Linked DNA regions of Homo sapiens: all the other regions are linked to region 2. A link is a contact called in ENCODE Hi-C or POLR2A ChIA-PET data. All regions are on one chromosome and are shown on one strand. The core of a region is the stretch at or near the end of the contact, and the rest is flanking DNA. Distances in the headings are between cores, read along the strand shown. Region 1 holds the start of IGSF8 (immunoglobulin superfamily member 8). Region 2 holds the start of NUF2 (NUF2 component of NDC80 kinetochore complex). Region 3 holds the start of TAGLN2 (transgelin 2). Region 4 holds the start of TIPRL (TOR signaling pathway regulator). Region 5 holds the start of POGK (pogo transposable element derived with KRAB domain).

Region 1 (2,700 bases), core at 193-2,692, 3.2 Mb before region 2:
GGCAGTGGGTGCTCAGACCTCTGCGTGCTCCTTTTTCAAACACAGGCCAGCACTTCCCCACCTCCCTGGGCTCCTCCCTGCTCCATGCTGCCCACTGGGGAAAACACACCAAGTGCTAGGCAACCCAGGCCCCACAGCGCCTTCCTCTCTGTACATCCTCCTGCCACCTGCCCAGGGACCAGGGAGAGGACTCATCCTAACCCTGCAGGGCCCAGGGACCTGCAGCAGGGGAAGGCTTTGCTTGGTGCCACTGTGGAGCTCTGGTCTAGAAACAGGCAGCTGGGGCTACCTTCAGCCTCTGCCTTGACGACAGCAGCTCTGAAGTCACCATCCCCACCCCCACGCTTCACTCTCATTTCAAGGGCTTCAGCCTCATCAACATCTGTACTGGCAGTTTCACTGTCTCCATGCCATACTCTTCCCCAGACCACCTCCTACAGGGAGCCCTCCAGTTCAGGCCAAAAACAATTCCACTGTCATTATCCCCATGCATCCATGCAAGATTGGCCCAGAACACCCCACCATGAACACCCACCACAGCAGGCACAAGGTGCTTGGAGATCCCAGGATCAGTCTCCATGGAACCTGGTTTCTCCTGAGGCAAGGAAGCTGGAACTAAGCGGTGTGAAAACTGATGGGTGGCTGCAGAGCCAAGTGCCATTTGGGAGACAGGAAGAAGGGCAAAGAGGGACCCAACCCAGGGTGGAGATGGGGGTGAGAGAGGGAACTGCCCCCAGTTGATGAAGTGCGTGGAGCGCAACTGGGAGAGACTTACTTCAAAGATCGTGGGCAGAACTGGCCTCTGGGCCTCCAGCCAACTCTGGGGCAATTATGAAGCTGGGCAGGCACTGCCCTCGTAGGGCGGGCACCCAAGGCCAGGCCTGGAGCTGAGTGTGGGGCAGAAAGGAGTCGCAGCATTTGGTGCAGCGACCCCAGTACGTGGGTATGCTAGCTGAGATGTGTGGCCTGCCCCGGGAGGCCGAGCAGTGCCTGGGGCAGCACCTTAGTGGGTCCTCTCTACGCCCCAGTCCCTGGCTTAGAGCTGGGGAGCCTGCACTCTTCCCAAGACTGGCTCGGCGGACAGCCACAAAGCGCAGCTGGACGCCGACCCCGGGGAGGCTGGAGGTACCCCTGACGGAGGAGGATGTGAGGAGCCCCGAAATGCTAGGGGGGTGCTGGATGGCAGGCACCTGCCCGGCAGGGCCGGGAACCGGAACGGGGGCCTGGCTTACCTAGCATTAGCAGCAGCAGCAGCGGCAGCGAAGGCGGCAGCAGCGTGGGCCTGAGGGCGCCCATCCTGCGCGGCCAGCTCTGGGGAGGCTCCGGGGGATGGCGCGGGTTCTGGGGGGCCGGAAGGGTGGGGGGCGCATGCCCAGGTTGAGGGCAGGAAGCGGGGCAGCGAGGCGTGGGTGCGCCGAGCGAGCTGAACTGGAGCTGCCGAATCCCCTCCCTCCGCCCCTCCCGCTGCTTTCCCTCCAGCCCTCGGCAGTTCTGAAACCATTCTCGCCCCGGCCCGCCCCGGCACCGCCCCTTCCACCGCCCCGTCTAGGCCCGCCCCGCCCCGGACCCAGCCTTGGCCCTGCCTGCCCCACCCCCGCCAGACTCCGGCCTTTGCTCCGCACCTGGCCCCGGCCCCGCCCCGCCCCTCGAAACTCACCTTTGAGTCGCATCGAGTCCCAGCCCCGCCCCGGCCCCGCCCCTCCCCGCCCCGCCCCGCCAAGACTCCAGCCCTGGATCCGCCCCGGGCCTCGGCCCAGCCCCAGTTCCGGCCCCTCCCCCGCCCCGCCCCACCAGGACTACAGTCGGACTCCAATCCTGGCTCCTCCCCGGGCCCCGGCCCCGCCCCAGTCCCAAGCCGCACCCCTTCCCCGTCCCCGCAGGGCTAACGTCAGCCTCCAATCCTGGCTCCGCCCTGGACCCCGGCCTCGCCCCGCCCCTGGCCCTGGCTCCGCCCGAGGCCCCCGCAGGAGTGAGCTAACTGCACCTCTGCGCATCGAAATTCCCACCCACCCTCGCACAGAGCGCATTCCACCCCGCACCTGCCAGCCTTTCCTGGAGAGTTGGGTGCAGGGTCCCTGGGATTGGCGAGGTGACTGTGACCACGCATTTAGAATTCAGTTATTTGCTCTGAGCCATAGTCCTCGCTGCAAACCCTGCTGAAGTAGGGGTTGGCGGAAGCCAGGAGTTCCTGAATGCGAAGGGTTTGAGCTGAAGGGCGCTTCCAGGATCCAGAAGGTCACTGGAGACCTGTTTTTCACCCCCTCAGAGGGCAAAACCAAAAGAAAAATGGATTAGGAGAGGGGGCCGTCCATGTGACGTCATTTCTGGGTTGGGTGATCCTAGCCCAGTTGTTTAACCTCCTTCAACTTCAGTTTTCTCCTCTGCAAATTGAATTGAGGTTGATCACATCACCCAAAGGGTTATTGTGATGATAGGTAATGTACATAAAGTGTTTGGCACAGGAAACTAACACAAAATGGGAGATAAGGATTATTTTGTTTTAGGTTTTGAATTATTATTTGAACTGCTTCCTAAGAGGCTTAGTTTAGACCTGGCATTTAGGTGAAGGAGTCTCTATGTTCAGTGACAGTGGGAAGAGATGAACATTGCTCTGTTCTAGGAAGAGTGGGGCTTGCCCTGGAGGTGGGAGAATGGAGGAGGCACCCTTCCCAGGTGCTCTGTCTCTTCCTGAACTGTAAA
Region 2 (2,700 bases), core at 87-2,586:
GACAGGTCTCTTTTTTCTGCTTTCCTCACTGACTCTAATATTTTTTTAAAATCTATTTTCTTAATGTCCTTTTGGGTCTTACTAGATTCCGACTTTGAGACTTACATCAGTAAATAGACATTGAAAGGAAAGACAAAAGCCCTGAACTAATGATATGAAATGTATTTTTATTTAGAATTGGTATAGACTTCACTATCAATAGGTTTAGTTCTTCAGGACAGGACAAAGCAGCGGAATTTGTGTCTACATTCAATACAACCTTTCTAGCACTTTTTTCACATAATTCAGTTCAGGTTCCCCATCCAACACACGACTGTCACCAGATGATGCTCTACTCTGTGACCAGATACAAGTCCTATTACGTCTTCTCCTGTCCCAAACCTCAATAAAACTTAATGGCTTTCTCCCCTGACAACCAGGCCTGCCATGGCTTCCTAACTTGTGTTAAATGCAGTGTTTCCACTCTTGCCAAAACAAACAAACAAAATACCATGTAAAAAAATACAGATTTCAGGGCCCCTTATCTGAAGAATGCAACTCACTCAGGAATGTGCAAATTTGGGGAACAGTTCAGAGGTGAAAAGCACTGATCGAAGAGGGAGAAGCTAAAATCAGGAGACCTGGTTTCTACTTTACAGTCCCACTTACTGTATAACTTCTAACAAATCACTTCTCTCTGAGTCCAGTTTTCATATCGGTGAAAGCGAGAGGATTTGACCAGATGAACTGTTATGTTCCTTCCACCTCTTGAAGTCGTGCTTATGAGCACAGAGTCAGAGGATGTGTGTTCATATCCCAGCTATGCTACTTGTGAACTACTGTGCGCAGAGAACTGCATTCTCTGATTCAGAGCCCTCACCTGAGGGGATGATAGTATCTCTCCACTATCCCTTTTCTCCCCTTTAATGAAGTCTAAATGAGATGATGCTTATAAGCATCTAACAAAACCCGGCACATAATCAATGTTCAACAAGTTATTATTACTCTGGAATTCTATAAATTACCTCTGTACTTCCTCCCTTGTCACCCTGAACTTAGTGAAGTTTCCTTCACTTGGTTTTGCTCTTCAACTCGGACCCCGAAAACGCTCTAAACGCTGGCGGAAGTCACGCAGAGATGGGCTAGACGCTCAACCCCGGTCTCTTCCCCGAAACCGCGGTGCTCCCACTTCCTGCAGTCCGAGGTTCCGACTCGACGCCAGCTCCGCGAGCAATGGTTCCGCCCTGCGCCCTGCCCCTTCCATGACAACTCCAGTCCCACCTGCCTGGCGTCTCTTGAGCCCAACCGGCATCCGTCGCGGTTGGACGTGGGCTTGGCGGAATGGGGCGGGACTTCCAGTAGGAGGCGGCAAGTTTGAAAAGTGATGACGGTTGACGTTTGCTGATTTTTGACTTTGCTTGTAGCTGCTCCCCGAACTCGCCGTCTTCCTGTCGGCGGCCGGCACTGTAGGTGAGCGCGAGAGGACGGAGGAAGGAAGCCTGCAGACAGACGCCTTCTCCATCCCAAGGCGCGGGCAGGTGCCGGGACGCTGGGCCTGGCGGTGTTTTCGTCGTGCTCAGCGGTGGGAGGAGGCGGAAGAAACCAGAGCCTGGGAGGTGAGGGGCGGGCCCGTCGTTACTTTTTATTTGATGTTAGTCCCAGAAACAACCAGAGCTCAGTTCCTACTAAACTAACGGGTGTTTTCTGGTGCAGCATAGACCGAAGAAGACGAGCTTGAGCTGAAATTGTTCAAGTTAGGCATACATTTATGTGTGATTTTTGGAAAGGCGGTGGTAATGTGGTTTATTTGGCTGCAGATGCTTGTCAGCTTTTTACACATCTCCGTTGCCAAACGTTTCTTAACCAAATCCAAAACCATGAATGAAAAGGTAAAAATATCACACCTAATCCAAAATTCAAAGGAAAAGAGCAGCGCATATATAGCACTACGCATGCATAACGCCATCATTGTTCCTTTTAAAAGTTCAAGGAACGTTTTACTTAATTCATTGAAGTTGGGAGCCATTTCTGTTTATTTTTGTTTAATCTCTGCCTCGTGGAACTGTGATGTCCACAAATAGTTTATTTTAACAAAACGAAGTGTGTAAAATTTAACAGAGTACTTTTAGTACCTACTCACTCTGCTCAGCATCGTGGTGCTGCAAATAAATGAGAAACCAGATGAGTAATTATAGGTTAATCTTTGCTACTCGTTAGACAGAGTATTACTGCATATATATTAAGTCATTTATATACTTTATCCCACCTAGGAGCTCAAACTATGTAGTTGGAAAGTGTCTTCATCTCTCGTTAATGAATAAATTGTAACTGAAATTGTACTTCGAAAGAATGATAGAATTTGGATATTGGAGGAGGTTCCAAAAGGAAATACTGGAAGTTTGGGAAAGTTAGGAGACTAACTTGGAGCAGAAATTTCATTCAATTATTAAAGGGTTTAGAAGCCTAGCAGAAAAATTTGAATTTGATGTGGTGGGTAAGGTGAGTAATTGAAGTATTTTCATACAAATATTATATGATGCGTTAAGTGTTTTTATAAGGATTAATCTGATAGCAGAGTGCCAAACATTAGAGAAGAGAGGAACAAGTGATAATAATTATGAAGATACTTTACACCTACGCTTTCTATTGCAATACTCTCTAATTCAGATGCAGCTTTTTTGGAAAAGTGACTTTTTCTGAAGTCTTTCTTTGGTCCAGTCC
Region 3 (2,700 bases), core at 36-2,535, 3.4 Mb before region 2:
TGGACAAAACCTATTTGTTGGTTCTGGAATGGTAGGGCCCTACTGGGCCCGCCCTGCCTTGGCCTCCTCTGCAGTTGTAGGTCTGCCCCTTGTAGTGGGGAGGAGAAACTGGGAGGGGGCTAGAGATAGAGAGCCATTGCTGTCTGGTGCTTTGAAGTCAATGAGAACACTGGGGGAGCCCCGTCCCAGCCGCAGGTCTTCTACATCGAATCCCACACTCCATCCCCACTCTCACCCCGTTTCTCTCTGCCCCACAGATACCAACTGCTCACAGATCTCCCAGGACACCGGCTTCAGGTAGCCCCAGGAGGCACAGGGCGCGGGGGGAGGCGGCAGTCCACCTCCGGTCCTGCAGGTCCGGCCTCCCAGCCGCCGCCCCCCACCCCCACGACCACACCCTGGGCCGTTACAACAGATGAGTCACCCACCGCCCTCCCGCCGCTGGGGTGACGCAGTGGTCTGGGCAGCCCGCCCGTCCGCCCGCGGCCACCACCGGCTTTCCCAGCAGCAGGGGGCACCCGGTGGGGGCAGCGGCGCTCGGGCAGGGTAAAAGCAGCCACCACCACCCCCACAACCTCACACAGGGCACCCCGGGGCGCAGTCAGGGCTGCAGCACCCAGACCCCCGAGGTCAGGGGACCGTCATAGAGATGACTGGAGCTTCACAGAAGGTCACCGTGCGACCCATGCAGAGCCCCCTAGCCCCAGCCCGTGACCTCAAGTCCCCAGAATAGCAAGCTAGCAGGAACAGGAATGAAAAGGGCGGCCTCGGGGACTCAGAGGGCACGCAGTGCTCACACGTGCTCCTGGAACCAGGAAGTGAAGGGTCGCGCGGGAAAGCCCAGGAGCACGAGCTGGCCCAGGGCCGGCGCCACGACCCGGGGTCACTCGGGGCCAGCCAGCTAAAGTCCGACGCCCTTTTTTCCCCTCGCCCCAGTGAGGACTCAGCGATGGAGCCCGCGGGTGGGGCTCAGTCCCTGAGTCCCTGCTCCAGACGGACGCCCTGTCTATGCATGGGCTAACCTCGCCTGACCTCATCGTCCAACAATGTCGGGTCAGGGCTTGGGGACAGGACCTGACAGCACGGGGCGGGGTAAAGTAGTCACCGGACCCTTGCCTGGTACCAGCCCTTGATCCCCGAGCTCGCTGGAGCAAGTTCAAAGCGCTGGCTTCTTGCTTTCTACACAGCACGCACATGTCCCCGACCCCCGTACCCCCGACCTGCTCACCGTTCAAGCGGGCTGGAGAGCGGCGCACTGACTCAAGGCAAGGGCTGCAGCTGCAAGTGGTGCGCCCTGCCCAGCCGGGGATTTTCAGGAGGGTCCCGCCTCAGACGGGGCGGACCCGGGGCGGGGCAAGGGCCAAGAAGGTTTAAAGGCGCCGCAGCGCAGAAGGAGGGAGGACTGCTTGAGACAGAGGGACAGTAGACCAGAGCAAGGGTTAAAGGTTCGGGGAGTCTGAATCTACAAAGGCGGCTGCAGTGGTCTCCACCCGTGAGTACCTCAGCCTCCACCGAGAGCCCGTAGACTTGTGCCCCAGTAGGAAACTTTCTGCCTAGAAAGTTAGCTAAACACTGTGGGCGTGTTTATGTAGGAAGAAGCCTCCTAGTTTAGAGGCTGGCAAGGTAAAAGGAGGCACAGGAAGGCCTTCCCCCGACCCCAACTGACTAGTGTGTGACAGGACTGGGACTTGCAGGCCGGGACAGCACCCCCACGTGATCTTGCTCACCTCTTACTTCAAGCCTGGGCAGGGACTAACAGTGAGGTCACTCTGCCCAGGGCCCTAGGGGTGTTTTCGGTGTTGGGACCCAGGGCTCAGACCTGTCTTCTCCCTGCCTTTCATCTCCTTTTCTATGACCTGGTATCTCTTCCTAAATCCTGGAGGGATCAGAGGGGGAGACCTCAGCGCGAGGAGGCTGGCTGGGGTTCTTTTGTCTCTGAGGGTGGAGGACAGCACAGTTCAGGGGTGGAGAAAGAGCCCCCCATCCTTTCAGGCTTCAGTTGAATAGAGTCCCCCGGGGTGGAGTTCTGCACACATGATAGAGTCCTCCCTTGAACCTGAGATTCCAGGATGTCAATATCCAGTCCTGTCCAACCTTTCTATTATTCTCTGTTCCCTCCCCGAGTCCTACACAGCCCTATATTCCAGTCCCACTGATTGTCAAGCATTCTCACTCTTCTGTGCCTTTACAAAGGCTATTCCTCTGCCTAGGACAGTTTCCCTTCCTTGACTGGCTCCCCACCTGCTCTACCCTTTACCTGCTGTGTGACTGTTGTGCATTCTATGCTTGAGTTCCCTGGTCTATAGAACAGAGCTAATAGTACTACCTAATTCATAGAATTGTAGAGAACTAAACAGTCCACCTATAGGGCTTAGAGCAGTGCCTGGCACATAGTGAATACTATTATTACCACCATCTATCTGTGAGGGTCCTGAGGACTCCCCCCCAATATGTGGCATTTGTCCCAGCACACGATATTAGCGTTCACTAAAGGTGGCCTTGAATGCAACATCTTCCTTTGTGCTACAATAACCAACACATAGCTTTATCACGGAACTTATCATACGGTAACTATTTCTTTGTCCGCCTCACTGACTAGAAAGAACTCCTCAAGGGCAAAGGCGTGCTTCCAGAGCTTTGTATTTTCTCAGTATCTACTTCAGTGGCTGGCCTTTAGTAGCTGGCCTCCGTAAGCACTCA
Region 4 (2,700 bases), core at 136-2,635, 4.9 Mb after region 2:
TGCTTGGCTAAGTTTTGTATTTTTAGTAGACACAGGTTTTCACAATATTGGCCAGGCTGGTCTTGAACTCCCGACCTCAGGTGGTCCACCCACCTTGGCCTCCCAAAGTGCTGGGATTACAGTCTTGAGCCACTGCACCTGGCCTGTGTTTTTATTTGTTTTTGAGACAGGGTCTCGCTCACCCAGGCATGAGTGCTGTGGCATGATCATGGCTCAATGCAGCCTCTGAGGCTCAAGAGATCCTCCCACCACAGCCTCTCAAGTGGCCTGGGACTACAGGCAGATACCATCATACACAGCTAATTAACACGGTTTGTAGAGATGAGGGCTTACTCTGGTGCCCACGCTGGTCTCAAATTCCTGGACTCAAGCAATCCTCTCACCTAGGCCTCCCAAGATGCTGGGATTATAGGCAGGAGCCACCTCGCCTGACTAAAGCTTAAATCTTTCAACAGATTGCCGATCAGAAAATCTTTGAATCCACCTATGATCTGTAAGCCTCTCCTTCAAGACATCCCACTTCCTTAGCCTGAACCAATGTATATCTTCCATATATTGACTTATTTTACCTGCAATTCCCAACTCCCTAAAATGTATAAAACAAAGAGTAATGCCACCGCTTCAGATGCTCTTTGTTAGGACCTCTTGGGACTATTCCCTGGGCCATGGTCACTCATATTGGTTCAGAATAAATCTCTTTAAAACCTTTTACAGAATTTGTTTTTTTTCCATTAACAAAATCATCTCATTTTGAGGCAACTGAAGCCTAAAATCGTTAGAGAAGCGCTTTGCCCAAGGATTCACACAATAGTGTTGCAAATGGAGATTTAGCACTAAGTCAGCTGTGTTGTTTTCACTATACTGGGTGCCTACATAGCAACTAGACCATGGAAAGTCTTCGCATATCTACGAGGATGCAATTTTTGATAGGAGTTGGTCATAGTCAAGAGTGGCTAGATGGCCACTTCTAAATCTTGTTGGTGCTGGATTTCCTAAACTCTGTGGGATTACTTCTTTTTTTGACCTCAAAACAGAAAAATTTCCTCTGTAACACGATTCACTAACACATGAGGTAATCACACTGCTTTGAGGTCTGTAAGGATCAAGTTGGAACCGTCATCCCCTTCCCTGGCAGTCCCTAAAATCCTTCGAGATGACGTCACCCAACGAGTTCAAGAGGGCGGTGCGTTCCTAACCACACCTTCTGCAACCCAAGTGCCGCCCCTCTGACTTTCTCCTTTTTCCTTTTTTCCGGAACGCCGGAACGTAAGACGTGGGTCACGCAACAAGAGCAACTAGTCCCGGAAGCAAAAAGCAAAGAGGCGGAGAAGAAGACGGGAAGCAGAGCCCGCGTCCGGGTCGGCCGGCAGGGGGCGGGGCCGGGCATGGTAACGGCTCGGAAGCCTAGGAGGCTGGGCCGGAGGGAGGCGGAGGAACCGGTGTTCGCCGCCGCCGCTGCTTCAGCTTATTCCTTGTGGCCTCTGCGGGTCCTGCCTCAGCCATGATGATCCACGGCTTCCAGAGCAGCCACCGGGATTTCTGCTTCGGGCCCTGGAAGCTGACGGCGTCCAAGACCCACATCATGAAGTCGGCGGATGTGGAGAAGTGAGGCTTCGGGGCACGGGGTCTGGGCGCTGGCCGGTTGCTGGCCCAGGGCGGGAGGCAGGGCGAACTCTGTGCAGCCCCTCCCCTTTTCCCTGAGGCGGAGGTTCGGTCCCTCCGGACCGGACCTTTGATTGACAACTTCGATAAATAATCCAGTCACACTTCCGGGCCCTTTGGTTGGGGATCGCCAGGCGCTGCTTTCGTCAACTGTCAATCCGCCTGGGTTTGAGTAGAGTGTGACTGTTCTGGTGGACTTTCCCCTCACCAAACGTCTCCTCCTGCCTCAGCCTGCACCACCTTTCTTTCTGGGTGGCTGTTGCCTGTTTTCTTAGGGGTTAATGACGGGGATGATTTATAAGTTTGGTTTCTGTCACGTCAGGTGCTGTGCCCGGCGCTTGAGATAGGAAATGTAAAAGACAACGTGCGCCTCAATTCACAGTCTCGTGAGAGAGACAGACAATTATATTACAGCGTGAATAAATGTAATGAAGATGTATACACGGAGTGATGTGAGGTCTTTTAGGGGCTCGAACCATCTGGGAAATTGGGATGCCTGAACTGAATCTTTATAAAACCGTTGCGGGGGGCGGTGGATAGGTACATGCCATCAGGTCAGGCAGAGTGAGTTGTGATGCGTTTTTGATGCCTGGGCTGAATCTTGACAAAATTTAGGGGAATCAGGGGACGCATGTAAAGCTGGGGGCTCAGGGAGAGTGAAAGCTGTGATGTGTTTAAAGAGCTGTGTCCGTGTGATTGGAGCGTGAGGTACCATAGGGGGTGTTGTGAGAGATGAGAGGTAGGCCCCAGGGGAATCAAGATACTGAGGGAATTTTTATGCCTGGCTAAGGAGTTTTCAATTTTATCTGACAACCACTGGGTGTAATTTTATCCAAAGGAGCTGCATTATCAGATGTACGCTCTGAAAGATTTCTCTGGAGGCCATGTTGAGGCTGGATTGCAGGTCCGCAGGGATGGGAAGGAGACCAGTTAGTAAGAGAAAAGATAGGTTTTAGAAGATTAAGTCCCTGGGATGGCCAGCTGATGGGAGGAGAAATAAAAAAGGAAGAGTCTATGCTGATGACAAGATCTCTGGCT
Region 5 (2,700 bases), core at 163-2,662, 3.5 Mb after region 2:
AGATCTTCTACGGTCTTGGGTTGTCACCGTGATTGCACTTCCAAGATGTGTACGTTATGTCATGCTACATTTTACGTGTTAAGAGCACAGTGCACAGTGACCTCTCCCATGACTGAGAGAAGTAAAATTCACATGTAAGTAGTAGTGGCCACAAAAACTTGGAAAGACAGGTCTTTTCCAACAGATATTCAGGTCTCAGAGACAATCTGAAGAGTTTGACGGACTCTTTCCTTGACCAAAGTTTAATCAGGCTTAAGTCCTCTTCTTCAGCAGGCCTCCACCCTGGTCCCCTGACCACTCACCCCGAACCTTTGGCCTGCCCAGCTCTATTTTAGCAAGAACCCTGCTAAGTTAGGTTAGAGAGAAATCACCACCCTTGATATCTGATCACCCTGGATATCTGATCAAATTTCTCATTCCCCCACCCTTGATATCTGATCGCCCTAGCCTGCCTTCAGCAAGAATCCTGTTAAGTGGGTTCAGCAAGAATCCCTCTAGGTGCTTGATGTCTCGTATCAGTAACTTTCCATCTACTGACCCCTTCGTTCTGCTCCTTGGCTATACATCCCCAGCTGTCCTTACTGTATTCCGTGTTAGACCTCATCTCTCCCCCCAGTGTGATCATCTTTACACCTATAGCAATAACCCTGTATAAAGTCTTCCTTACTGTTTTAACAAGTGTCAGAATAATTTTTTCTTCAACAAGTTCTCAACAAAAACCCATACCCAGAATCTTTTTCTGGAATGAAAAGGGCTTCAGGGCTTCTCAGGTCACTTTTGTTGTATTGCCCACAGAGCTGAGAGTAAACAACTCCTTTGGACGTTTTGGAGAAGAAAGGTCCTTCTATACACCCACTTCATCCAAGGAATTACATGCTTGGGATATTAAGCAACAGCTACAAAAATCAGGAAGTTCCTTCTCCATGTATATGACGAAGTTCTGGACAGGAGCCCGCTGCCAGAATACGAATACTCTTCCCCAAAGACCCCTCCTCATGCCCCTACACGCTCTTGCCGGTCTAGCCTTTCATTGCCTGAAGCACGGCGAGAACGCCTGGAGAGCTCGTCCAAGCAAGTGCAACCCGCTGGTGACTGCAAATGAGCACATGGAACTGTGCGCCCACGCTACGCTCGGTTAAAATCAATCTGGGCTCTTCCTGCCTCGTCCACGCCGAGGTCACACGCAGCACTGGAAGCGGCCTGCATCGGGCGGGGCGGGGAAGGCCGAGGGCACGGCTACCCAGGCCCGCCAGGGACTGCCCGGACCGGCCGGAAGCCGCGCCTAGAGGAGGGCCCCGGAGCTCGCGCGGGCGCCGTCCCCCGGCGCCGCCGAGGCCTGCTGACATCAGCCGCGCTCCTCCCCTCGCCTCCCAACACCCTCAGCTCCGGGCCGGACCCTCCCTCCTCCCACCACGTGTCCTCCCCGCTCCCTCCCGAGGGGCCGCGCGCACGGGAGGACGGAGAGGCGGAAAGGATGGCGCTGTGACAGCCGGGCCGGAGCCCTCGCGTCCCCACCCCGCGCCCTGGCCGCTGGGCCCGGCGGTGAGTGCGCGCGGGCGGGGGCGGCGGCGGCGCGGCCCCTCCCCCGGGTCCCGGGCGGCTGGGCCGCGGCAGAGGCGGGGGCGCCGAGGCTGCGCCGCCGCCGCCGCCGCCTTTGTTGCGGGCCCGCCGGGGAGGCGGGCGGCGCCGGCTCTCGCCGCCCGGCAGGTGCGCTGGGGCCGGGAGGGGGCCAGGTGGGGAGGCGGGCCGGGCGGAGGGGGCAGCGGAAGCGCTCCCGGCGCGGTTCCGCGGAGAAAGGGAAATGGGGCAAGATGGCTGGAGAAATCCGAACGCGCCCGGGGGCGCGGCGGCGGTGGCGCAGGCGGGGCAGGGCGGGCGGCGGCCCTGGTTGCGGCACCTTAGCGCGGGGAGGCGGCCCCTCCCACCTCTGCCCCGGAGCCGGCAGGGAGACCGCCGCCAAGTTCGGGCCCCAGCTGCAGGCATCTGAAGCCTAGACCCATCCATGCCGCGTTCGCCTATCTTTTTTGGAAATATCGAAGGAACCGACTTTGAACTCCAGAGGGATCTTTTCTTTGGAGGTTCCCCGATGCAGCCCTCAAGATGCATCCGCACTCCACACCTAGGAATTGCCCGCGCCCATAGAGGGCAGGAGTGCGGCCCTTTGTACTGGCCAAGAGTCAGCGAATAGAGAATTTGCAGCCCAGAGGCAATGGGTTATTTCCCTGTCGGGGTGGGCCCCAGCCGATTTCTGCACCTTTTTGGGTATCCAGGCATAACCCTCACTATGTTTCACTGACTCCTGCGTTTGCAAAGTCCCTTAAGGTAGAATGACCCTATTTTCTGAACCAGCTCGTGGACAGAACCTTTGAATTTGGAAAATCCAGGCAATGGGCCTACTGAGCCAACCGCTCCGCCCATGCTTAACTGGCTTCTAGCACCCATTCCAGTTGAGTAAGTGTCCAATCTGTGTTCAGACACCTTCACTGATAGGAAATCAGCACCTTTCCCCTGCCTCTGATTCCTGTTTGGGTGGCACTGGCTGTGAGAAAGTACTGCCTTTCTCACTGCTTAAAACCTTTTCCAGGAGTATTTATCCACTGGCCGGCCTCTGTTCTGCCGTCCAGTCTCTACAAACCAGTCTGGGTTCTCTTCCCCAGATAGCTTTTTAAATATTTGAAGGCAGCCAGATACGTTATCTAC

What was found. A loop is a pair of places that touch in the nucleus more often than their neighbours do. ChIA-PET counts read pairs that join two places held with the same protein, here RNA polymerase II (POLR2A). Pooled maps may share reads with other maps.
Region 1: a map of naive thymus-derived CD4-positive, alpha-beta T cell shows a loop between it and region 2 (28-fold over the local background). The contact joins the promoter of IGSF8 here to the promoter of NUF2 in region 2. A Hi-C loop is called at or near these places in 1 of 168 maps with a recorded cell type or tissue (naive thymus-derived CD4-positive, alpha-beta T cell) and 8 of 50 pooled maps.
Region 3: a loop to region 2 is called in a map of naive thymus-derived CD4-positive, alpha-beta T cell, with 15 times the contacts of the local background. The contact joins the promoter of TAGLN2 here to the promoter of NUF2 in region 2. A Hi-C loop is called at or near these places in 1 of 168 maps with a recorded cell type or tissue (naive thymus-derived CD4-positive, alpha-beta T cell), 1 of 37 single-sample maps with no recorded cell type and 7 of 50 pooled maps.
Region 4: a loop to region 2 is called in a map of naive thymus-derived CD4-positive, alpha-beta T cell, with 27 times the contacts of the local background. The contact joins the promoter of TIPRL here to the promoter of NUF2 in region 2. A Hi-C loop is called at or near these places in 1 of 168 maps with a recorded cell type or tissue (naive thymus-derived CD4-positive, alpha-beta T cell) and 7 of 50 pooled maps. POLR2A ChIA-PET finds 5 or more read pairs at or near these places in 1 of 52 experiments (activated naive CD8-positive, alpha-beta T cell).
Region 5: a loop to region 2 is called in a pooled map, with 14 times the contacts of the local background. The contact joins the promoter of POGK here to the promoter of NUF2 in region 2. A Hi-C loop is called at or near these places in 2 of 37 single-sample maps with no recorded cell type and 11 of 50 pooled maps.

The regions. Positions count from the first base shown.
Region 1 is chr1:160,097,177-160,099,876 of GRCh38, forward strand. It overlaps IGSF8 (immunoglobulin superfamily member 8), which reads right to left and starts at 1,443. Exons shown (of 7, transcript NM_052868.6): 1 at 1,233-1,443. The coding sequence starts at 1,296. RefSeq lists enhancers at 1-104, 105-631 and a silencer at 1,198-2,027.
Region 2 is chr1:163,320,618-163,323,317 of GRCh38, forward strand. It overlaps NUF2 (NUF2 component of NDC80 kinetochore complex), which reads left to right and starts at 1,337. Exons shown (of 14, transcript NM_145697.3): 1 at 1,337-1,595. It overlaps LOC127814295 (a long non-coding RNA gene), which reads right to left and starts at 1,118. Exons shown (of 5, transcript NR_182654.1): 1 at 1,005-1,118. It also overlaps a transcript of RGS5 not described here. RefSeq lists enhancers at 1,077-1,286, 1,327-1,556.
Region 3 is chr1:159,924,222-159,926,921 of GRCh38, forward strand. It overlaps TAGLN2 (transgelin 2), which reads right to left and starts at 1,286. Exons shown (of 5, transcript NM_003564.3): 1 at 1,229-1,286. LOC124904437 (a long non-coding RNA gene) reads left to right here. Exons shown (of 2, transcript XR_007066683.1): 2 at 258-2,700. RefSeq lists enhancers at 1-915, 388-964 and a silencer at 247-656.
Region 4 is chr1:168,177,577-168,180,276 of GRCh38, forward strand. It overlaps TIPRL (TOR signaling pathway regulator), which reads left to right and starts at 1,386. Exons shown (of 7, transcript NM_152902.5): 1 at 1,386-1,605. The coding sequence starts at 1,502. RefSeq lists enhancers at 1,009-1,510, 1,498-1,617.
Region 5 is chr1:166,838,063-166,840,762 of GRCh38, forward strand. POGK (pogo transposable element derived with KRAB domain) reads left to right here and starts at 1,413. Exons shown (of 6, transcript NM_017542.5): 1 at 1,413-1,542. RefSeq lists silencers at 1,169-1,598, 1,699-1,938.